Linked DNA regions of Homo sapiens: regions 1 and 3 are each linked to region 2. Evidence: chromatin loops called from intact Hi-C (ENCODE). Cell type or tissue: A673. All regions are shown on one strand.

Region 1 (8,000 bases), 330 kb after region 2:
CGGGAGGTAATGAGTGCCCTATCTCTGGGGATATGTAAGCAGAGACTAAGTGGCCACTTGTTGGGCTGCCAACAGAGTATCAAGAATCAGATGTGGTATTGGATGATCTTTTTTACTTTTTAATTAAAATTTTTTTCTTAATAAATAGACACGGTGTTTTGATATGTTGCCCAGGCTCATCCTGGACTCCTGACTTCAAGTGATGTGCCTGCCTAGGCCTCCCAAAGTGTTGGGATTACAGGCATGAGCCACTGTTCCTGGCCTGGGTGATCTTTGAAATCTTTCCAGTTCTGATATATATGGTAGAGTCCTGATCCTCAGGAAGACTTAGGGGGCAGTCCAGTCAGTGGTCTGTGGTAGAAGGGAGAATGACTTGATGGTCCTGGAAGCTTATAGGAGTGGAAAGAGTGGGGGACAAACCCAATCAACCAGAGCCTCCCCCTAACTCCTACCCCACACCACTGAGAGTATGCACGTTTGATCCCAGGGGTGGGCAGCAATGGCCGGGCTCACACCAGGGAAGTGTCTGTCGGGGGTATTGCATAAGTGCCCCCTTCTGATGTTTCCCATCCTCTCTCTGTATCTCTCTGGATTCCTGCAGTGGCCCTAGGGGGAGGTAAAGAGGCAGAGACTGTCACTTCCGTTTTACTAGGGGAGGGGATGGAGGCTACACAGCCATACAGCTGGTATGGACTGGGGAGTCAGGAGGAGCTGGAGTGCTCCTGAGGCCTCAGTTCCCTGGTATTTTCCAGCTACCTGTTGTCCCTCAGCCCTTTCAGAGATGCGCTTTGGAGGCGGAGCAGTCTGGGGCTGGGCAGAGCCTGGGGCCAGTATGGGGAAGAGTTTCAATCAGAAGGGCATGATTAGCAGGTTGGATGCGGAGAGAGAAGTGAGACCTGAAGGCCAGAGGTTGGAGGAGAGCAGAGAAAGTAAGAAGCAGCCACTGGGGAAACAGGGATATTTCAGGCACACTGGCCGGCTGGCCCATGGCAGCTGCAAACCATGGATTTGTGAGGGTTCTGGCCTCCAGTGCGGTACCATCAGCAGCCTGAGAGAAGAATCATGGGGTAAGAGAGGCAATGGAGAGCTAAGAGGAAGACAGCTGAGGGTCCTTGCCCATTTTTCGGATGAGGTGACTGAGGCTTTGCAAGGTGGAGTTGCTTACTCTGCTGCCTAGTTCACAGTCATCCCCAGCTTAGACTTGAGTTTTGCTCTGAGGGCATTTCCTGGGGCCACCCTCCTGCCCAGATCTTGCAGAGGTGAACGGGTGATAGGATCCAACCACAGAGGGTAAGGTGGCGAGCAAGACTGGCAAGCTGAAATTCCTCTGATGAGGAGGGCAGTGGGTGAGGTGACACTGGGGGAAAGAGTAAGGCAGGGAGGGCCAGTTTTGACCAAAAGGATCTTGGGGGCTCCTCATAGGAGGTGGCATTTGAGAGCTGGGTAAAGGGAGGAGAGGGCATTCCAATCAAAGGCAAGAGAGATTGTGCCAAGTCTGGGACTCTGGTGAGCATGTGCAGGGAGAGGACCAGCACGGCAGGATTTGGAAAGGGAGAGAGGTAGAGAGATGTGGGTGGCTTAGACTTTGACGGAGGCTTTCGAACATTTAGTCTAGAAGCATTTAGGGAGATAGTTTTGAGCTATGTGTCTCAGATGCTCAAGAAACATTCACTCTGCTGAGTGTTTCAGGTAAAAAGATAACATGACAGTGACTAGCCCTGCACTATCCAACAGAAGCAGAATGCAAGCCACGTGTAATTTTAAATGATCTAGTAACTACATTAAAAAGAGTAAAAAGAAACAAGTGGAATTAATTTTAATAATATATTTTATTTAATCCAGTATACCCCAAATATCATCATTTCAACATGTCAGCATATAAAAAATTTGATGCTATATTTTCTCTTATTTTTGCTGCCAAGTTTTTGAAATCTGGTGTGTATTTTACACATGTAGTACATCTCAATTTGGATGCGAAACGTTTGACAGTTAAAGTTAGATGTAGTCCTACCAAAACAATAAAGCTGTGTTTAGTGGGACAAATATTTTACACTGCTTCTATTTTAAAATTAAAATTAAAATCAAATCAAATAAAAAAATTAGCTCCTCGATTGTACTGGCCACATTTCAAGTGCACAGTAGCTACATAGGACTAGCGGCTGCTGTATTGGACAACACAGCTCTAATACAAGTGCTTGGCACATAGTAGGTGCTCAGTAAGTGCTCCTTGGTAGAGTGGATCAGTCACATTCCTTTAGAGGGTTCACAATTAGTAACGAGGGTGAGTGGAGGGACCTCTACTATCCTCAGTCAAGGGTGCTTTTGTTTGGTATTTTGGGCTTCCATAGAAAGCTCCGAGTAGAGTTCTGGAGCAAAGACAAACAAACTAACTAGAATATTGTTAGGCCAGTGGATTGGCGAAGGGCCCTTTCAGTATAGAGATTCTAGAGTTCTTCCTAGGATGCCTGCCTCCAAGACCAGACTCGGGTATATGGCCACTATGTCCAAGTCTCAGATGAACTGTTCTTCAGCAGCAGGTAAGATCTCTGTGGCCTCTGGAGGAAGAGCTGGGGCTGGTTAAAGGAAGCTGCAGGAGGCAGATTATGGCTGAATGCAACATATGGCTTTCAGAAGCAGCCAGGCTGGGCCAAGAATGGAAGCTTTATCTTAGAAAGGTAGTGAGCTCTCCATCATCAGAGGTGTGAGCAGGCGCTGGACAAATGAGGAGCAGAAGAGTCAAGGATGACATTCTGGTTCGGACTCTGTGACTTTTGAGGCAGGCCTGTTCTAGCCTGGGTGGCCAATGCTTCTGTGCCAGTACTGTGTCTGCAAGTGCATCTACCCACTTGTCTTTCCCTTCTGCTGCCTGACCCTGAGGCTGCCACTCATGTGGACTTGACAGGGCAGGGGCCACAAATCATTTCTATCCCCAGCGCAGCCTCTCGGCACAGCCCCGGTTCACACGGATGCCTGGGAGGCCTGCGGGATGGCTCTGAGGGTCAGGCTGGGGTGCCACCCAGTTATGAGATGTCGCTTTGTCTCTTGGTTGGTTTGAACTGAGAGCTTTCGTCGAGGAAGCTGTGGCATGGCTCAGGAATCCTGCTGGGTGAGGGGAATGGAGGCTGAGTCAGCACCTCCCTCTCCGGAAGGCCCAGAGGAGGTGGTGGCAGGGAGAGACTTGGCAAAGCAGGCAGGGCTGTGAATAGCGGCCATGGGTGAAAGGGCAGCCTCAGACCCTGGGTTCCTTCCTGGGCTTTTGATCTCTAGTGAGACCTCCTTCCGCCGCTCTCCCCACTTAGGTCCCCTCCCTGTCCCCCTCACAATAACTCACAGGGCCCTGAGTTTGAAAGGCCCTGAACACACTGAGGTCAGCGGAGTGCGAATCCCTTTCACCAGTTTAGAAAGCTGACCTGTCCAGCCAGTGTGGACTGTGGGGGCCAGAGGTTTCTTTTTGGGCAGTAGGGGTACGTTGCAAGTGAGTTTCCAGCCTTCTGGGCTCTGGACTACCTTCTAAGGAGGGCACAGGAAGGGCAGCCAGGGTTCAGAGGTGGCCTGTCCTTTCCAGAAGATGCCAAGTCTGATGAGACTCTCATGGGGAGGTTTGTTGGGGGGCATTTAGCCAGGTGCTCCCATTATGACTTCCTTTTTGGGGATGCCTGTCTCCTGTCTGTTTTTGTGTCTCTCCCCATGTCTTTGGGGGTGCATCTCATTCTGTGTTATTTGGCTTTATTTCCTGTTTATTGAACCTTCCTCTGTGTCTGTTTCTGTCTCCCGGTCTAGCTCTCACTAGCTTTCTTTTTCGTACATACTCTCTCTCACACACACACTCTCTCTCTCCCTCTCCTTCTTCTCTTTCTCTCACACTCATTCACTCATTCAATTTCCTTTCTCTCTTGCTATCTCTCTCTCTCCCCAAATCCCCTCTTCCCCTGTCTCTTTCAGGCTGGACGCCCCCTCAGCCCTGCCCAGCAGACCTCCACGGGAGCTATGGCCAGAGGGAAGGGGCTTCAGAAGCTCACAGACCGTGCTGGGGCCCTGGGCCCCTCTGACATGGGCAGGTCCTGGTCTTTTCTCTCCTAGGACCCTTTTCCTTCCCTGGATGCATAGATGCTGTCTGCTGCTCCCGGGATGAGGGCAGAAAACAGAAGCAGGAAGTGGGGAGAGCCCTCTCAGAGCTCCCAGAAGGGATGGGTATGTGGAAAAGCTCAGGATTCCTGAGTCAGGAGTAATAGGCAGCCCCTGTGGGATTGAGAGTTCACAGATCTCTGATCCCTGGAGAGCCCCAAATAAGGTGTTGAGTCAAAGGCACAGGCTCATGGGCAGGGATGAAATGGTTTGAGGACTTCTTGTAGCGAGTTACTTAATCTCTCTGCACCTCCATTTTGTTATCTGGCGAATAGAGTTGACGCAAGCCTTGTGGGTTACAGTGAGAATAAAATGAAGTGAAGTGACAGCTGCCAAGGGCGTGGCCCCAGGGCCTGGCTGTAGTCAATGCTGAGTAGATGGCCACGGAGAGGCCTATGTTTGAGGACGTGAGGCCCGTCATGGCAGAGGGCAGCAGGCTTTAGCCACGGTCCTGTTGGCAGCTGGAACTGGCTGGTTCGCCCACCACCACCTTCCTGTTTGGAGCTGTGGAGCCACGGAGCGATTCCATAGTACTGAAGAAGCCGATTGCCTGCAGCCGGGAGCCCGGGGCATCCAGGCTGAACAACAGTGCCCCCAGGTGTCGGCTGCAGAATGAAGGGCCACTCACTTTCCTCCTCCTTTGCCTTTAGGAAGCTGAGTCTCCCAGCCTGCTTCATGGCAGAAGAAAAGGGTCAGGCCCCAGTTTTCCCTGAAGAGAGGCACAGGGAGCACAGGGGGGTGGAGGCCTCCAGGGTGGGGGCAGAGGGTAGCACCCTGGGCCTGGGAGGGCTGGGCGTCTGAGGGGTTGTTGGGGCCACCAGCCTGGACCTCGAGACTCCCCCATGGGAGCTGGAAGGGCCTTGGAGAGCACCTGAGACGCCCCGCTCCGTCATTCGCATGGGAAAACAGGCTCAGAGAAGAGAGGCGGTCTGCCCAGATCACACAGCAAAACCCCCAAAACCTAGAGAGAGAGGATGGCTCTGTGGAAAATCCTTGGCATCCCTTGCCTTTCGATGTGATAAATTCAGTTTTCCTCTCCCTCCTTTCCTCCATTCTCACAGGGCCGTCCGCCATCCCCACTGTTGACAGCCAGCCCCATCAGTCTTATCTCCCCATGGGGTGCTGCCCACACGTCCCCCCGCACTGACCTCAGTTCTTGAGAGAAGCCCTGCCCTTCTCTCGCGGGCCTCCCTTTCCTCCTGCTCATTCCTCCTGTGCCTCCAGTCCCTGTGTGTTGGCTCAGCTTCCCGTCTCCAGGCCATTGCCCACTCAGGGCCTGCCACCTGGAATGCTGTCCTTGAGCCTGGACCTGGCCTGGCTTTCTGGAACCAGCCCACTCCCCTGTGGGGATTTCCAGTGTTGGGTCATTGGTCCTTCACAACTGGCTGAGACCCAAGGATTCTTTAGGGTCCAGTGTGGAGTATGGGTGAACAGGCAGCCTCTCCATCTCCTTTTCCCAGTGTGGCTTTGGGGGCAGGAAGGAGGTTACCACCATTTTGTCTTGGCCTCTGCTGGGGCTTTCCAAGGGCAGGTCCCCTCCCTGGCCCTCTGTGTGCTGTCCCCTGGATGTAGAGAGGTGTCTACATGTCCCCTCATGTAGAGAGGTGGGTTGTTACCTGAGTTCTCTTTTTGTCTAGGAAGGAGTCAGGACCAAGGTTCTGCTGGGGTGTGGTCGTGGTGGGGGCATCACGTAGAACCCAGGGGGGAATTGGCAGCCTGGTAGCCATGCTTTCCTTGGCTTGCCCTGTATTGATGATGATTTTGAATTAGTTACCAACATTGCAAAATCAGGAAATTTCATGTATGGATGGATGCCTGGCTTCTTTGGGGAAGAAAAATCAGATCTGGCAACCCTGGGGCAGCTGGCAGCCTGGCAACCCACAAGGCAACAGTCATCTGGGGCTGCTGGGCCCGAGTTCTCATGCGCTCCCCGCTCAAGTTGCTCTCGGCACTTGTGCTCTGTTTTCCTTGGCCTGAAGGTCTTTGAGCTTCTGGAGTCTTAGCATGAACTCTAAAGAAACCAGTTTGGCTCAGTCTCTGCCTGTGGCAGCTGAAGCTAATGGGAGGCAGATCCTGGAACTGGCCGGTGGGGCCGAGTGTGCGTGCGTGTATGTGTGTGGTCAGGGAAGTGGGTAGTCAGGCTTACAGGCCAGAGGTGGGTAGGGTAGCGGAGGCAAGAACTTAGGGCAGTGGCCAAGCAGCCACACTCCTTGGCAGGTCATGTGCTCTATACCCTGCAGGTAGGGTAGTCCAGGCACAGAGGGCGCAGGCTTGGCCCAAGGGTATGCAGGGGGCAGTTAGTGGCAGAGATGGTGAGGACCTGGTTTCCATCTCCCTGCCTGGCGGGCCACTCTCCCCTGTGATCTCTGTCCTGATCTTGTAGCTGTGGGCACCTCAGCTGAGACCCAGATAGACAACTGCTGGAGGCCTCTGTGGTAACGCAGGGCATCTGAGGCCAGGTGGCCAATTGGAGGGGCTCCTGGGGCCTTTCCCTAGTGCCCAGGGCCTGTCCCACGGGTGGGGGCTCAGGTTTCGGTTCCTCCTCGCTCCTGGGTCCCCAAGTTTCACTTTGATTCAGTGAGCGAGAGCCCCCGTGAGAGCCAACGCCGCTGAACCCCCACCCTCTCTGTTTGTGCACCTGGTTTGCCCCAGCCCCTCCCCCTCCTCTTACCCCCAGTTCCTTTTCCCATGGGGTGGTGTACTGGTGTTCGGGAGAGCCCTGGGGGTATGGGAGAGGGCAGGGTGCTGCCATGTGGGGATCTCAGTTCAGGGAATCAGTTTGGGGGCCAACCAGTAAAAGAGTGGTGGGGCCGATGGAGGGGGATATAGTCTCATCTGCTGTGGGCAGTCCCCTGCCAAGGCGGTCTGGAACTTGAGGTGAAATGGCCTTGGCTTTCTCCACCCTGCATGCCCTGCTGCCCCATGGGGAAGAGAATCCCACAGTCCTTTCTCTCTGGCTTGGGAATATGGTTTAATCCCTGGCTGCATAGCCTGTGGGTCAGAGAATTTACAAGGCTTCAAACCCCTGCCCCTGCTGTGTCCCTTCTTCCTGTCCCTTTCTCTGTCTGGGCCTCAGTTTTTCCATCTAAAACAGGAGATCAATGAATTGCTGAGGTTTTTTTCTGGCACCAAAATTTTGAGTTTCTCCTGGTTCCATCTCAAGTCCTCTTGGCATTATTGTAGGGCAGCAGTTCTCAAATGTTTGGTCCTGGGTCCCTTTAAACTCTTAAAAATTATCAAGGACTTCAAGGAGCTTTAGTTTATGAGGGTTAATTAAAATGGATGAAAGTTTAAAATATTTATTTATTAAAAATAACAGTAACAAACAAGTAACATAAATAATATTTTTGAAATAAGAAAGAACCGAATCTTCCAAACCCAAAATTTAGTATGAATGGCATTGGCTTACAGTTCTGCAGATCCCTTTAGTGTCTGGCTTAATAGAAAACAGCTGGACTCTCATAGCTGCTGCTGTATTCACTCCGTTGTGATGGAACACATCTTACAGCTTCTGAAAACCTCCACTGTAGACTCGTGAGAGAATGAGAGTGAAGAAGACAAATCACACATTAGCATTAATATGAAAATAACAGGTGCAGCAAACCACTATGGCACATGTATACCTGTGTAACAAACCTGCACATTCTGCACGTGTATCCCAGAACTTAAAGTAAAATAAAAAAACAATGAAAATAATTTTGTCCTCACAGATCACCTGAAAGTATCTTGGGGACCCCTTCTTCCAACCCTGGCAGGGCTCCCTGGACTACACTTTGAAAATTTCTGCTTCAGGCTGCTGCAAAGTCTGAACTTGCCTACTTATCACTCATATAGATAAGGTGAGCAATTAAGTGGTTTCAGTTAAAAGAAAGGTG
Region 2 (8,000 bases):
CACTAGGGGCAGGAATAAAAAGCACAGGGACTTTTTCCGTCAAATAAAGAAAGGAAGTCACTATTTATAGTAGAACTTCAGATTCAATTATTTGATTATTGAACATCTAATATCTAAAAATATGAGCCAAATTCATGATGACTAGTGAGTAGGTCATTAAAGATATTTAGAAGATGGCAAAAGCACAGCTGCTTCTATGCCAAAACATTTATGATAAATCTTTCCTAAATTGAGTGAAGGCTGCATACTTCTCATTGCTTCATTATCTGAAACACTTAAATCTACATTAGGATTACCATCATAAAGTACTTGATATTATCTAAATATATTAATGCAAGGAAAAAACTATGCAAAATATGCCATATTGATTTCCCATTTAAACCAAATTAGTATTTGCATTAAAATACTGAGAATCAAGTAACTTCAGAATTGAAGGAGTGAACACTTCAGTATTTCTTTGTAAAGAAGAAAATACTAAGGTTCTCACAAGTGCTCCAATAAATAAAAATTACACCCAAATCTAAATGATCTTATTCTAACTCCATTCACAAATAAATATGCATACATACAATTTCTAAATATCTGAGGAAATGTTATGTGAGGAAAAATAACATGCATTTATAATTCACAACATTCATTTTTCCCCCTTTCCTTTACAGTAGCTTTAGAAAATTGCTTTTTGATGATTTAGCAAATTTTATTTATTTTTAAAAGAATCTCATTTATTGAGATTGATAATTCCAGGTTTCATTTGCTTTGAAATTGCATTTTCCAATGATAAGTTCTGGCAAAATGTGGTTCCACATGCCAGTGAAATAAAGATTAAAAAAAAAAATCAGTTGACTTACTCTGTAAATGTAGTAATTATCATTCCTACTAAACTCAAAATATGAGAAGACTGAAGTAAAAATTATGATGATAATTTTAACAGCAAATTCTTTAAGAACAAGATAAGTATTTAAATAACATAAAACTATTCATATAAATTTTGCATTTGAAAAATCTTTAAAAATTTTAGTCATTCTCCAAATGTATTTTCCATCTCTGTTATCAGAGATGGACTATTACAAGTCATCAATGCTTATTCAAAAAAAAAATCTTGTTATTCAAACACCAAGTAACTCAAAAGATAAACCAGTCTGATTTATTTTATAGTACTATAATGGAAAGATGGCTCTGAAGCACTACAAAAGAGTCATGTGCCTTCTGAATGATCAGAGCACAATCACGTTCACCTCAGTAGTATTTTAGTACTAAGGGCATTTTAAATGAAAACTAAACCTCTGACAATTTGGCAGAGATGTAATGTCTCAATAGCAACACCTGATCAATCAAAACATTAAAACAGCAATACCAGATACAGAGGAAAAAAACTATAATTTATACAAGAGTATTTCTGGTTCTTGAGGAAGTAGGCAAAGTAAGTTGAACTACCAAAACAAAAGCTTCCAAAATGAACTTATAATGTATTAGCTTATGAAAACCTATGTGCTAGGCCTCAAAAATGGTACCAATAAAAATGGTGTTTAGATAGCATTTTACAAGACAGTATGTAACCAGTTCTATTTTCTTAAACACACCAAAGCGCACACAGAGAAAAACAGACCTATCACTTGATATCTACTGTGTGGATGGGGTTATTATGGTTTTTACAGATCTGCTTATGTAGCCAAGGACCTCTCAGAAAGATATTTAGGAATCCCAACATATATCCAATTAACCAGGAAAAGAAAAGATTCTGGCTGACTTTTTGAATCTCTTCATTTCACATTTTAAGTTATTTTAAAGGAAAAACATTCCATATTAGCATTAGGCAATTAGAAAATTATCTATCCTATCTTACATCACAATCTCAGGATAAAGGCTTTTGCATAGCTATAGTCTCAGAACCAAAACCACCTTCTTATTCCTTCCTTCTGGAGTGTAAAACATAGTTCTAGAGTTAAATCCAAATCTGTTGACATTTAGGGGTACCCACTCTGTAGTATGGCATAGAATGCTTTAGAGAATAACATTCTCACTCAGTATAAAACTCCAAACTGTGAAAACACAAAAAATACATTTCTAAATGGGTATTTCCAGGTAAGGACAGAAAACTAAGTGGCAAAATGAAATGTAATATTGTTACTTATGGTTTATAAGATATACCCTGACAAACTGTGGCCATAAGCCTTTCTTAGGCCAGAAAGGAAGTCAAGCACACTCATTTCTCTACTCTTCCCCATTTCCCGGATAACAAATAGTCTATTTTTTGAAGTGTGAATTCTAGGCATTCAAAACATTATATATAAAAAAACAATTAAGGCTTAATTCTTCTAAAACAGTTACATTTGCTTCCTGCTTAAACCTTCAGTTAAAATAAAAGGCAGTAGGGTTGAAATACATTTTAACAATGCACACAAAGAAATCAAATGCAAAATTAAACATAAAAGATGCATTGTCCTTTTCGATTCTTAACACATACAGCCCTCAAATAGCAAACTCCTGGTTACTTTTTAAAGTAAGTAGATTAAAAACAAGATTAACCAAATGTCCAACTCATGTCAAATCATAGCCTCTACTAGTTAAAAATTCTGTTGGTTGTAAAACTCTGTTGGTGGCCATATTGGCCTAGGATTTTTAATATAAATGAGAGTAGAAATGACAGGGGGTGGGGGAAGGGACATTCTTTCTCGAATAAAGGGGGAAATTTTTATCTAGAATGAGTTATTTGAAAGATGAAAAAGAACATTAAAAGTCAGGCTCTACAAAAATCTGAAAATGTAGCAGAAATGAAAATACAAGAAGTTATATTTTAGCTATATTATTAAACATTTAAAAGCATTCTAAACATTTTTGAAGGAGGTAAAAATATTAACTATTTGAGGAAATTATGTACTTGTTAAGTAAAAACAATATTTTTTTCTTTTTTTCATGGTCTCCAAATTGATAAAGACATTAAATTATATAATTATAGAATCATTAAAACATAGAAAGATGGTGTCACCAGATGGTTGTTATAATATGGATGTTTGTGTATATGTAGTCTTTTTAGTTTTATTAGCATGAACCCTTTAGAATGATGGTCTTTAGCTTTTATTAATGTAGTCGAGTCTAGCTGATTAAAAAGCTATTATATTCATATACAGGTTGTTGAAGATATTTCATTTTATTTTTCTTGAAATTGTTGAAAATAGTGAACACTTCTATAACTTTCTTCTTAGTTCTGAAAGTGTTTTAAGGAATTTTTTATTTGGAATATTTCAAAAGTCCACTTGTAACAATCAACTACACCACCTTTCTTATGTGTTTGAGAAACAATATTCTGTTTAACCTATAGACTTTTTTGGTTTTTAAAGAAAACGACTCCTGGATAAACATTAATTTACTGTTAAAATTTAAGTCGTTCTGTAAATGACCCTCTAGTTGGGAGGCAGATAAAAGCAACTGTAAAGCTCCCAAATATAAACATCTCCAAACTGGATACTAATCATCTTTGCCATCATTTGGGGTAAGAAATATGACAATTTTGGTTAGAAAAAGTAATTAATCAATGCTTAAGTGTAGAAAGCTCCAGAGTTTTAAGCAGACTGGTTTAAATGAATAAGTAGTAACAATTCTAACTGAGGCTTCATTACTTGGTCACTGCGCTGATTGACTCAACATTCATGTGTGAGGGCTACTAGGAGTCAATAGATGGCAGTCCATCGCCTAGTAAAAGAGCTGAAGATGACTAAAATCATCATGCATCTTGTTTTTATTCAAGACTGAATATTGCTTCATTGCATACATTTGGATATTGTCCATATACTGATAATTTAAATAATTACTTAACTATTTTATTTTAGAGACACTGATATATGCACAAGTTCATAAACATGCTAGTTTTATATTTATACTTGCATAGTAAACTCATTATTAATTTCAACTTGATAATTTATAAACTGTGATGGCAACTTCAATATTATTTTAAAAAATTAACCAGGATTCCAGATTGGAACAAACAAAGTTTTCAAATTGAATTTGTTATACCTATAAATAGAATATATTGTAATTCCTTAAAAAGTAAATTTATTTTGTATTATTTTTTCCTAATGATTCTTTTTAAAATTTATGTTTCTGAACAGCTAAAATATTAAGCAAACCTTCAAATATTTCTGTTACATTGAAACAAATTTTTACCCTTTAACTATAGGTATATAAACGAACACAGGTGTAAATAATCAAAAGAGCAGCTTTAAAATCATACTTCCTACACTTCAAGATTGGAATTGTTTAAATTAGGGGAAAAGCTAAAATAAATGCAATGTCAAATCTATAAGGATATTACTTTATACAGTTACAAAGAGTAGCTCTGTCATCTTGAAAAGTATAACATATAATTAGATTCTAATTAAGTTTAGGCTGTAATGATTTCACTATATTATGATAGGATAAAAAAACTGCTACATAAGCACAAACAATGTATTCAGATGAATTACATTTGTAATATATATGTGTAACATACATGGGTATGTATATATTTTTGGGTATAACACTTAAGTTTTTAACAAATCCTAATTTGAGATTTGAGGAATAGTTGAGGAGTTACAGCTTTCTACTGAAAATCTTTAAAAAAATTAAATGGTAATCACAAAATGTGAAAACAAACCACCTTATATAATTTATGGCCTCTTGGGCCTGTGACAGACAGACAGGTAGTTTGAGTCTACTTGTTGGTTTACTTTTTATTTCTCTAAGGAGAATGATAAGAAGTCATGTTTTGAAAGAACTTTGCCCTTTGTATTTTTACAACCTGTCTTTGTGTAAACAAAACTTTTAACTATGCTAAACCTTAAGAAACAATGTTTAACAACTTTTAATTAATATATATTATGTTATATAACTGTAATAATTAAAAGAATAATGGTCTGTTGCTTAGCACAACATATTTAATACAGTAAAAGAAGTGAGTAGTAGGGCTATGGTGAATTACTGAAATGATTTAAGCTGAACATTAAAAGTAAACTAACTTCATAATATTGAGCACCAGTCAATTAGATTCTCTAGCAAACTGTATTTTCTGCTTCTACTTAGCCTAAAATCACAATAAAAGGAAACTAGGAATTGAATAACTTGAATGGTATTAAGCAGATATTTATACATTTTGAATAAGTCAAGAAGGGCTTAAGGATATGACAGTTGAATTATTCTATATGAAATATACACTAAGCTTTTTCTAGGTTCATTGAAAAATATCAGTAACTGTTTTAGTAAAAGCAACTGAAGATACTGTGGACTGAATGCTTGTGGACTGTGGATAATACAACATTTTAAAGACACTGGATTATTACTCTTTAAGGCTCCCAGTATACTTTTTCCCTTTAATTTAATGAATATAGTCTGGAAGACTAAGAGATACCATGATGTAATCATTAAATGATGTGAGTAATAAAAAAATCAAATTCTTTTAAGAACAGGAAGATAGGGTAGGGGGCAGTGGAAAAGAGAAAAAGTGTATTATTGCTTTCTCCGTACAAAAACTCTTCAGATGTTTATTATCTTCCAGCAGAAGATGCTTGTCTATATTTTATGGTCAGCAGTTCAGAGAAGGGTAAATAGGCTAGGTCTTGGGGAAAATAAAAAAGGTGTTTCTACTCACCGTTAGGTGATACTGCCTCCAGATTTCTGTGCAAGCCTGGAAAATAAAAATATTGATCAGCTGGGAGCATGAAACAAGGTACTTTACAGCCTGTTGGTTTTGGCATAACCCAGCATCCACCGGTGTCGGTCACAGGAAAATAAGAAGCTTAACAGAAAGGGTCTGCATTTCAGCTTCAAAAACCTGGCTAGACAGTTTAATTGAATTTTACACTGGTTTAACACACTCCCCGCCATTGTCAGAAAGCCAGTAACAAAGTTTTCTCTCTTTTTCTTTTCAGGTTACAAGTTTTGGGCACTAAGATGTGATAAAGAGCCATAACTCAGTTAAACTGATAAATGAACAGCAGTGGTCAAAATCAATAAAACTCACCAAGTACACCTTTTAAAACAGCATTTTGAACTTTGGTAGTAAGATGGAAAACAATTTAATAGTAACTGCTTTAAGAAGACTTCACTGTTATTACATATTTGTGATAGCTGTTGGCATCTTTTACGGAATCACTTGGTGCTAACTTTTAATACTCTATAAGAAAGAGAATTAAAAACAACAAGAACAAAAACGACTGCAAGAAACTAAAGTCCAAACTGTCTAATCTTTCCATATCCACATCTGTAGCAAAAACAACTTTAAAAATCCCCAAAACGTCGATAATCTTGTAAAAGATATACTAATTGAAACTAGAATAGGTAACAACAAAAGAACCAACCAAACAAGCAAATATAAACAATAGCAGGAACAACAAAAACAGTGATTAGAATATATTTTCTTACGAACACATATATAAATCTTCTTATGCCTAAATTATGACCTTGTTAAGGACACTTTTTCTAACCAAGCTGCTTATGTATAGTTGATCAGTTTACCATCTTCTCAGGAGCAAAAAGTGTGTTGTTTGTAACTATATAAATGGTTGGAATAAATTAAAACACCAAGCAAAGGAAATGGTGATTCTTAAAAGCGAATGGAAATTTATAGCTTTTGTTTATAGATGCATGCCTAAAATTAGAGTAAGACTTTCTGAAATCTTTGTAATTTTTGATACCTAGTTTGAAACAACTCTTTACTTGATTTGTCATTCCTCTTTCATTTATTTTTCAAAGTATTGATAAGACTAACAAAGGTAATTCATACAATCTGAAAATATCATGGCTATGATAATAATTTAAGAAACATTTGAATGCCAATACCTCTACTGATTATACCACCATAAGTGATTAGACAAAAAAGTAGATATGTTTCAACTATGCTGAAACATATCTATGCTGAAAAATTTTATCCTTTACGCATTTTAACTTTCCTGTGTAATTTCCTATAGAAAGCTGTGTAGACTGCTCCTATAGAAAGCAGTCTACACAGCTTTCTATAGGAAAGACTGTTTAGTGGTCAGCTTTCCAGTTTTAATATCAAATTCCTGGAAACTAAAGTGTCTTACTAAAAAAACCCACTTATTATATCCAGTCATTTCTGGATGAACAACACTGATGAAAAGACAACTATTTTTAAAAAGTAAAAGGTTGATTCATAAGGCAAAGATCATGTTAGTTACCAAATGTAGCCACAAACTTTGTTACAAAAGTTCTTAAGAATATATACAAGAAATATCTATTTTTATAAACATGTATACACACAAATATCTAATGTACAATATATCCTTAAATATTCATTTCCTACCTTCTATCATAAGCTTTTTGCTGTGTATATATAATTTGAGTTGGATTATTGTAGAAATAAGCAAGCAGTTATTTATACATTAGTTATGGATAGTTCTTGATTACCACAGTGTCCTCAGAATAATACGGTTGAAAAATCGCAATCACTGAGTTGTCATACACTGGCAGAATGCCACTCTACCATGTGACCTTTTCTTGTGTTGCAGCAATTTAGTAATAAAAGAAAGAATTACTTGGTTTTTGAACAATCATCTGATTGCTCTGTACATGAAGATGATGCCCAATATAGAAAATTAGTAGTGAGAGACATGAAACTTCTTTTCATTTATTAGACAATAGTATTGTAATTTTTAAAAACTCCTACTTGACTGTCTCATAAGTATTTTTACTCAACATTCTCATGCATAGTTTCATTTTGCTATTTTTTGTAATACTTATTTATATTTGAGGTTAAAAAGTAAACAAATATTTTTCATTTCAAACTAGGTGTCAATATAAGGCACACATCTTTATTTATATCTATGTATCATCAATGAATTTTTAAAACCCTAATTTTTCTTTTTGCTTATTATGGCTTCAACTTCTTTTTACCATTCCCTAGTCGTTGCACGTATTTTTCTTCTTATCAAATAGAATGCCATGGCACCCAAATGTATGTATCTATTGCATGGAAAATTATATACCTATTGCATAAAATAAAGTAATTT
Region 3 (8,000 bases), 350 kb after region 2:
CCCTGCTCCCAGCCCAGCTCTCTTTGGCTTTATAGTGTGACCACTGGGAAAAAATTGCCCTCTACCCTCAGCTGTACAAGGCTGATGGTGAGAGTGAAGCACTCACTTTGTGATAGGCGAGTGTGGTGAGTGTGTATGTACCAATACTGTTTTCCTTTGGCTGTTGGAAAAAATGAGGCTGGGTGCGGTGGCTCATGCCTATAATCCCAGCACTTTGGGAGGCTGAGGTGGGCAGATCACCTGAGGTCAGGAGTTCGAGAACAGCCTGGCCAACATGATGAAACCCCTAAAAATACAAAAAACCTCTACTAAAAATACAAAAAATTAGCCTGGCGTGGTTGTGTGCACCTGTAATCCCAGCTACTCAGGAGGCTGAGACAGGAGAATCGCTTGAACCTGGGAGGTGGAGGTTGCAGTGAGCCGAGATTGTGCCACTGCACTCCAGCCTGGGTGACAAGAGCGAAACTCCATCTCAAAAAAAAAAAAAAAAAAAAAAGAGAGGTTCAATAACCAATCCAGGGCCACAAAGCCAGTAAGTCACAAGGCTGGGATTCAAACCCAAGCACTCTGTTTTCAGAGCCTGTGCATATAACTGCTCTACTAGTTGGCAGAGGCAGCATATAACCCCCATAACACCCCTTCCTTGCCCTACACCTCACCCCAGTCTTAGTCCCACCTGCCTTGCTCTTGGAGCTCCAACGTGCATTCTGCATGTTTTCAGGGCAGGAGGAGCACTGATTTTTCAAGGTGATTTTTCTCTCCCTGGCCTATCCCTCTTGACCTAGGTATAGACAGCTGAGAGAAGGCTCCAGCAGGGAGGAGAAGCTGCTGTAGGAAGCTGGGACTCCTTGGCTCAGTCCTAGCTGGAATCTTATATTTGGGAAACGGTTTTCTAAAAAGGGCAGAGGGAATCCAGGTCTTGTCTGTTAGGAACAAGCTTTTACTATTCATGATCAAGGAAGTACATTTATTTCACAGTTGTTTTTGGTACTTGTCTTTCTGTCCCTCAAAGGTGGTCTGGAGAACTCTTTCTCTCTAGAGCTATACCCTTTTTAGCAAGACAAATTAGGAAGATAGTCCCTAATATGGGATAGTCTTGAAGGGTAGAACTGGAGGCGCCTTGGAATCATATATAGTGATTTTAAATTGTGTAACCCCAGCTGGGCAAGGTGGCTCATGCCTGTAATCCTAGCACTTTGGGAGGCCGAGAGGGGTGGATCCCTTGAGCTGAGGAGTTCAAGACCAGCCTGGGCAACATGGTGAAACCCCATCTCTACAAAAAATACAAAAATTAGCTGAATGTGGTGAAAAAAAATCATATCAATCCAATGTTTCCTCTTTAAAACAAGTATTTTGTAGCGCTTCCTTTGCTATCCTAAAATGAAATTTAGAGGAAATAGAATCCACTCATACACATAATTTAAAAAATAGATTTAATGCCCCAATTGTAACAAAAAGGGGAAAGAAAAGTAAAATCATAATAAAATGATATATTTTCATTATGTAAATGCTCAGACATGACTACACCAGAAGACATAATAAAGTAGTTAGTTGCTTGCACTTAGGCGTAGAATCTCCATGAATGCAGCAGCTATAAATGTGGACAGCTGTGTTTTTTGGCAATATAAATATCTCTGGCGGTGTTGCCATCAGTGAACTGATTTTCTGAAATTATGAACATGTCCTGATAAAATTCCAACCAAAGCAAAGCGTAATCTTCCCTCAATGTATATGTTGGTTGTATTCTTGGAAAAGTTAGTGTAAATGAAAACACCAAATCTCTGTGTATGTCGGAAACACAGAGTTATGTTCATGGCTCACCTATCTATAAAGAGTTTTCACCAACTTCAGTGTGTGATGGGTCATTCCAAAGATGTGTGAGATGCAGGCCAATTATTTACCGTGCTGAACTGTGCTGGGTAGCATCCCTGGCCCCATCCATTAAATGCCATACTTCCTCCCCCATAACAATATTAGTAATAATTCATAGATTTCCCAAATCTCCTCTGATCTGATCATGCTTACCGACAACCACTGGAATGAATGGGTTTCTCTCTAGGGTATCTTTCTTTTGGGAAGTTCTGTGGAGTCTGTGAAAAAGCAAAATCTGCAGGTATTGTGCACCCATTGTGTGCAAAACCTGACCCGGAGACACAGAAGCATAGCCTGATTTAGATGTGGAGGTGTGAAAGCTACGTGACCCCGCTCCATGGGTGCTAAGCTCCCAGGGGCCTCAGTCAGTGAGCATAGCCCCACCCACATCTTATCCTTGTCTGGGATGCCCCTTGCCTCTTCCTTCATGCCCCCAAATCCAAATCCTGGCTCAGATGCCACCTTCTCCTTCCAGGAGAAGGACCCCCCATCCTCCTGCACTGGACAGGTTCTTTCTGTCTCTAGACTTTCATTGCCTGCAGTTGAGGGCTCTCTTAGGATACTTTCACAAGCTTGGACTGTAAGTCCATCTCCAGGCCTTCTCTCCTTGACAGAGTATGGGCTCCCTGAGGGCTGAGACTGGGTTCCCTGGCAGGGCTATGCTTGGGACCAGAGCACCAGCAACAGATCAATGAATGCTGGAACCAAGGGATTCACCTTAGCCAGGTACCCCTCTTTGTACACATCTTGTTCTTTTTATTTTTTATTTATTTATTTTTATTTTTTTATTTTTTTTGAGATGAAATCTTGCTCTGTGGCCCAGGCCGGAGTGCAGTGGCATGATCTTGGCTCACTGCAACCTCTGCTTCCTGGGTTCAAGCGATTCTCCTGCCTCAGCCACCCAGTAGCTGGGCCTACAGGTGTGTGCCACCACACCTAGCTGATTTTTGTATTTTTACTAGAGGTGGGGTTTTGCCATGTTGGCCAGGCTGTTCTTGAACTCCTGACCTCAGGTGATCCATCTGCCTCGGCCTCCCAAAGTGCTGGGATTACAGTGGGGAGCCACAGGGTCCATCCCTTGTTCTTTTTAATTTAGCAAATGGCTTCTGTTTTCTTGTCCTCACTCTCAGTCCTTATTGACTCTTAGGAGGTGCTCACTGTGCAGACAGCACTCTCTCACTTGGAATCCAGCAGCTTGTTTGCTCTGACCAGTGCTGTAGGCCTGGCATGATTTATTGACCCCATTGCACAGATGTGTTGAGAGAAGTGTAAGATCACACAGCTGGCAAGTGGCAGAGCCAGAGCTTGCTCTCTGTGCTCCACCACTTTTGTCACTTAAACACTTCCAAGGCAGAGCCTCTTCCCTGGGGTGTCATTCATCCATTTACTGGCTCCTGATGTGGTGTCGGGCACTGTGGTCTCAGAGGTAGGTAAGGCCTGGGAGACCCCACTGTTTTCCCTCAGGGATTTTCCCTAGGGACCCCTTTGTTTTCCCTTAGGCAAGGCATGGAAGGGGAGCATCAGATGTCCCCTGGGAGGGTGTGGCCACTATTTCCCAGTAGGAGGTCACACCGGAGCAGCTGTCTCCCTTCTCCTTTGTACCTGTTTTTTGTTTTTTTTTTTTTGCCAGTTTCAGTGAAATTCACTCTACAAGTATTTATTGTGTGCCTGCTATGTGTGCTAGGTATTGTCCTAGTTGCTGGGGACACAGCAATGAACAAGACAGACAAAAATGTTTGCCCACATGAGTGACGTTCTAAGGAAGAAAGACAATAACTAAATAAGGAAAATAAGCAGCATGCTGTTCTATGCTCTGGAGGAAAACAAAGCTAGGTGAGGAGACAGGGAATGAAGCAGGGCTGAGGGGGGGGGGGCTTTGCTGTTTTTGGAGGGTGGTCCTACTGATGAGCTGACGTTTGAGCAGAGGCCTTAATGGAGGGAGGAGTGAGCCAGGCAGATATCTGGGGGAGGAAGTTTCCGGAGAGAGGGAACAGCAAGTGCAAAGACCCCAAGGCCGGTGAGCTTGGCATGACTGTGGAACCCTATGGAGGCGAGTGTGGCAGGAGCAGAATAAGCGGGGAAAGAGTGGGAGGAAACGAGGTCAGAAAGGTGGGATTGCTGGGGGGGTACCCAGTTAAGTACCAGTAAAGCCTAGTAAGCTGTGAGGGGCTGTGGGTTTTGCTCAGAGTGGGAGTAGACAGCAGCCTAGAACCTCCAACAGGGAACTTCAGAGGTGCATTTTCTCCCCTACCTCCAGTGAGTCACTCACTCCAGCATACCTTCTCTCCTAATCACCTCCCGAACCTGCCCCCTTCTCTGGATAGCCATTCCCACTGTTAGCTCTGTCCTGGCTGAGGGCTCCCACTCGACCCTGGGCCTCAGTCTCATCTCCCTCCAACAGGGTCTCTACACTGTGGCCAGATTAGACTGTATGACCCTCCTCCCCCAACCCTTCTGTGTCTGGAATTGTGAATGTATTGATATCATCAGACAAGGGACTGACTGGAACAGAGACTGGGGAATCTGGGATGTGGGGATTGGGGCTGCTGGTAAGTGGGTTGTCATTTTGTCTGGGAGGCAGTGCAATGCGGTGCAGTGGGTGGCCCAAAGCCCCTCCCCCAACCCTTAACCAGCTCCTAATCCCCAGCCCTGTCTCTGGCTTCGGCAATGGCTCCCCCCAGAGGCACCTGCTTTATTTATGGCTTCTCCCCAACTCCCCACAGGCAGAGGGAAGTCCATTAGTGTGTTTGCAGACTCTGCCAGCTCTGAGCAGATGCAAAGCTTATTTGCAGACTGTCATTGCCCTGGCCTCCTCCAGAGACTCTCATGCTGGGCTCAGCCTTGTGCCTCCAAGAGCCACCTCCCTCAGGCAGCCACCGGTGCAAGCCGCTTTCCTGATTTCCCTAAGCATAGTCTTGGCTTGGAGTTGGGAAAATTAAATTAAATGCCACGAAGGAACCATAGCAGTGCATTGGGCCATGTTGACAGTAGGGAATGAAGTCTTCTCTGTCGATAGGAGTTCATTGTTTTGACATAAATTAGGGAGGCATTGAGAGAAAGTGGAAAAAGTCTTGACCTGAGAACCTGGGACCCAAGTTCAAGTCTCTGTTAGGCTGCTGAGTATCCTGGTGATTTGGGGCAACAGTTTATTGCCTTCTGGGCCTCAGTTTCCAAGCTGCACAAGGAGCTGTAGACAGGCTTGGAATCCACTCCAAGCTCCAGAATTCTCTGATTTGAATTTTGGGGATGTTTCTTTCATCCAATGAGCTGGGGACAAAGTGATTTGTCCAAAATGGCTTGGTAATTCTGAAATTGCCTGGAGATTGGCCTCACTGGGGTACAAGGCACTGAGGAGGTGAGACACCAGGGCTCTCAGTCTCACCTGGCCTGATAACTCTGCTGTGTGACCCTGGGCAGGCCACTTTCCGTCTCTGAGCCCATTTTCTCATCTGCAAAATGGGAATCGTAATCTCCTGCCCATCTCCTGAGATTATCAGGAGAATCAGATAAGCTGATGAATGTTTCATATGCCACAGGAATATGTATTTGAGGGGTGCGATTGTTATCATTTTGTCGCTGTTATCCTTTTCAGATGTCTAGGCATGCACACTTGCCAGTGTAATACAAGAATATGCCCCTATAAGGTACAGAGCCCAAACACGTCAATTTAACTACATAAAAGGGAAATAATTGTGCTTCCATGAATAATGAAGAGCCCTTCTTATAATTTGTGCTTGTTCAGTTCCACACCCTCATAAATCCACCATTCCTGTGTGTGTGTTTGGTGGAAAAACACACCACAGACATACACAAAAGCCTCTTGAGTTCTTTTCAACTGGGACAGGAGATGACACACGTTGGCAGACAGAGGCTGATCTCTGTGTATCCAAGAGGAGTCGAGCCAGTCCGAGTACATCTAACAGGTCAAGCTCTGAAATGAAGAAGCAATAAGCCAGTGAAATGGTACTATCACCGAAACATGATTGATCAATTGAATTCTATCAGAGACAGTGGACAGTGAGATTAACTCAGGCCTGATAGGTTCAATGAGTTAAAGCATGATGTTCATTTCAGCTTCATTTCACCAGTCTTTGCTTGTGAAATTGGTCAATCAATAGAGGTTGAAGATCATATATATATATAGATATCGGGGACCATCTTATGGGGAATATAATCTTGGTAGTTGGCTCCTGGCTGGGGCTGCCTGCTGCGGGTAATGGAGACAGAACAGGGACTCCATCAGCCCCATCGAAATGGCCTGATATCTTCTCCAAATGAAAAGTATTTTTGGATCTCTGATGATTTATCTTTTTTTTCCTCCCTCTCACTTTGATCTATGACAAAACCCATACCCATCTTGGAGAAATTTAGTGATTTCTCCTGAAAACATTTGTGCAATGATCAGATAGATACACTTCAAATACGAACCTTCTTTTTAGTTATATCGTCCTTGGGAAAAAATACAGACAGTAATTTAAAAACTCAAATAGGGGTAATGCAAAGATATCAGAGTAAATATGATTTTTAAACCCTTTTATTTATTTATTTATTTATTTCTGTGCAGTGGGGGATGGGAGAGAGACTGCTGTGTGCATGAAGGCCATAAAAGGGATGTATGCATCCCTTCCAGGTCCTTCCAGGTATAATTAAAATGAAGCCTTTCACATTCTTTGATCTCATTTAAAAGCACAATTCACAGAAACAAATCACCCTTTTGCTCCTAGTAATATTTCATTTGCTTCAGAATATTTTCACTATGGCGGTTAACATCCTTTCTAATTAGTGTGCATATCCCTCTGTAAGGTGGAGTAATTAGGGACTACTGTATGAGGTAATGGACTTGGACAGTATGGATTAGAGAGAACAGACTTGCCCTGTGGCAATGCACCAGGTATTACTTCCTTTCTGCCTCTTGTTTCAGGTCATCTTGATTCATTTTAGCACAGAGAAATCCCATCTCTTCATACCAACACCATGAGAGCTTCAATAATGTATTTGCACTGTTTGTATATCAGAGTGTATATTAGGTTCTGGATAATGGATAGTGATGCTGAACAGCTCGACAGAGAGGGAAGAGCCTCTCACACTTCACTCCCTTTCCCCTCCTCCAACTCCTGAATTCTAATCATGCTGAATTATAGCCGTTCCCCTGCACCATGCTTTCTGTGCCTCCAGGCTGTTGCAGATGCTGTTCCCTCTGGTTGGAATGCAATTCCTCTTCCCTGGGCATTTCTTTGGCTAACTCCATCCTTAAGACTTAGGGTAAGGCTGGACATGGTGGTTCATGCCTGTAATCCCAGCACTTTGGGAGGCCAGCCTGGCCAACATGGTGAAACCCCTTCTCAACTTAAAATACAAAAAATTAGCCGGGTGTGGTGGTGCATACCTGTAGTCCCAGCTACTTGAGAGGCTGAGGCAGGAGAATCGCTTGAACCTGGGAGGTGGAGGTTGCAGTGAACCAAGATGGTGCCATTGCACACCCCAGCCTGGATGACAGGGTGAGACTCCATCTCACAAAAACAAAACAAAACAAAAAAACCCCAAAAAAAACAAACAAAAAAAGACTCGGGCTACAGGGGGCCTTTCTTGGGCTACACTTGCCCCTAGTCTGGATTAAGTGGAGTGAGTTAGTGTAGGGCTAGGAGCAGACTCTGGAACCAGACTGCTTGAGTTCGGACCCTAGCTTCTCCACTTCTTAGCTGTGTGATCTTGGGCAAGTTACTCTTTTTTTTCTTCCCTCCCCCCACCCCCCCAATCTTTAGATCTTGTGACTAGGCAAGTTATTTAACCCCCTGCCTCAGTTTCCTCATCTGTAAAATGGGAGGAAGCAATAACAGACTTGACATCTTAGGGTTTTTGTGAGGATCCAATAGGGAAGGTGCTTAGAACAGTGTCTCGCAGAGTGAGCTCTGAATAGGGTCTGGCCACTTGCATTAGGCTCCCAGGGCTGTGTCTGCTTCTCAGGCTCCTAGCACTTATCGCACTACATTGCAATTATTCACTTGTCTTCATCCTCCAGTAGGGGACGGGGCTAAGACTTGAAGCTCTCTCTAGCTCTGGTGGGAAGGGCAGGGCCAGATACCCAGTATGTAGCTCAGGGATCAACGGATCCAGGAGGCTTGAGGCAG

What was found. Peaks named below come from ENCODE experiments on the same cell type or tissue, not always from the same donor. Only the 100,000 strongest peaks of a DNase experiment are listed, where the experiment ranks them.
Region 1: a loop joins it to region 2, with 13 times the contacts of the local background. A loop is called at or near these places in 23 of 110 quality-filtered maps.
Region 3: it touches region 2 in a loop (4-fold over the local background); 22 of 110 quality-filtered maps call a loop at or near these places.

The regions. Positions count from the first base shown.
Region 1 is chr9:36,992,734-37,000,733 of GRCh38, reverse strand. All of the region lies in intron 5 of PAX5 (paired box 5), which reads left to right. Among named protein-coding and RNA genes, the nearest start is that of PAX5, 38 kb to the left of the region's middle. RefSeq lists enhancers at 843-892, 2,550-3,064, 3,065-3,580, 4,082-4,582, 4,484-4,643 and 4 more. In A673, CTCF peaks have their summits at 606 and 4,725 (motif pointing left); DNase peaks (open chromatin) are centred at 3,123, 4,683 and 7,593; H3K27ac peaks cover 335 bases.
Region 2 is chr9:37,325,455-37,333,454 of GRCh38, reverse strand. ZCCHC7 (zinc finger CCHC-type containing 7) reads right to left here. Exons shown (of 9, transcript NM_032226.3): 6 at 5,621-5,656. Among named protein-coding and RNA genes, the nearest start is that of LINC01627, 65 kb to the left of the region's middle. In A673, a CTCF peak has its summit at 3,661; DNase peaks (open chromatin) are centred at 3,664 and 7,454; H3K27ac peaks cover 3,321 bases.
Region 3 is chr9:36,976,932-36,984,931 of GRCh38, reverse strand. All of the region lies in intron 5 of PAX5 (paired box 5), which reads left to right. Among named protein-coding and RNA genes, the nearest start is that of PAX5, 53 kb to the left of the region's middle. RefSeq lists an enhancer at 4,005-4,504. In A673, a CTCF peak has its summit at 4,573 (motif pointing left); a DNase peak (open chromatin) is centred at 4,581.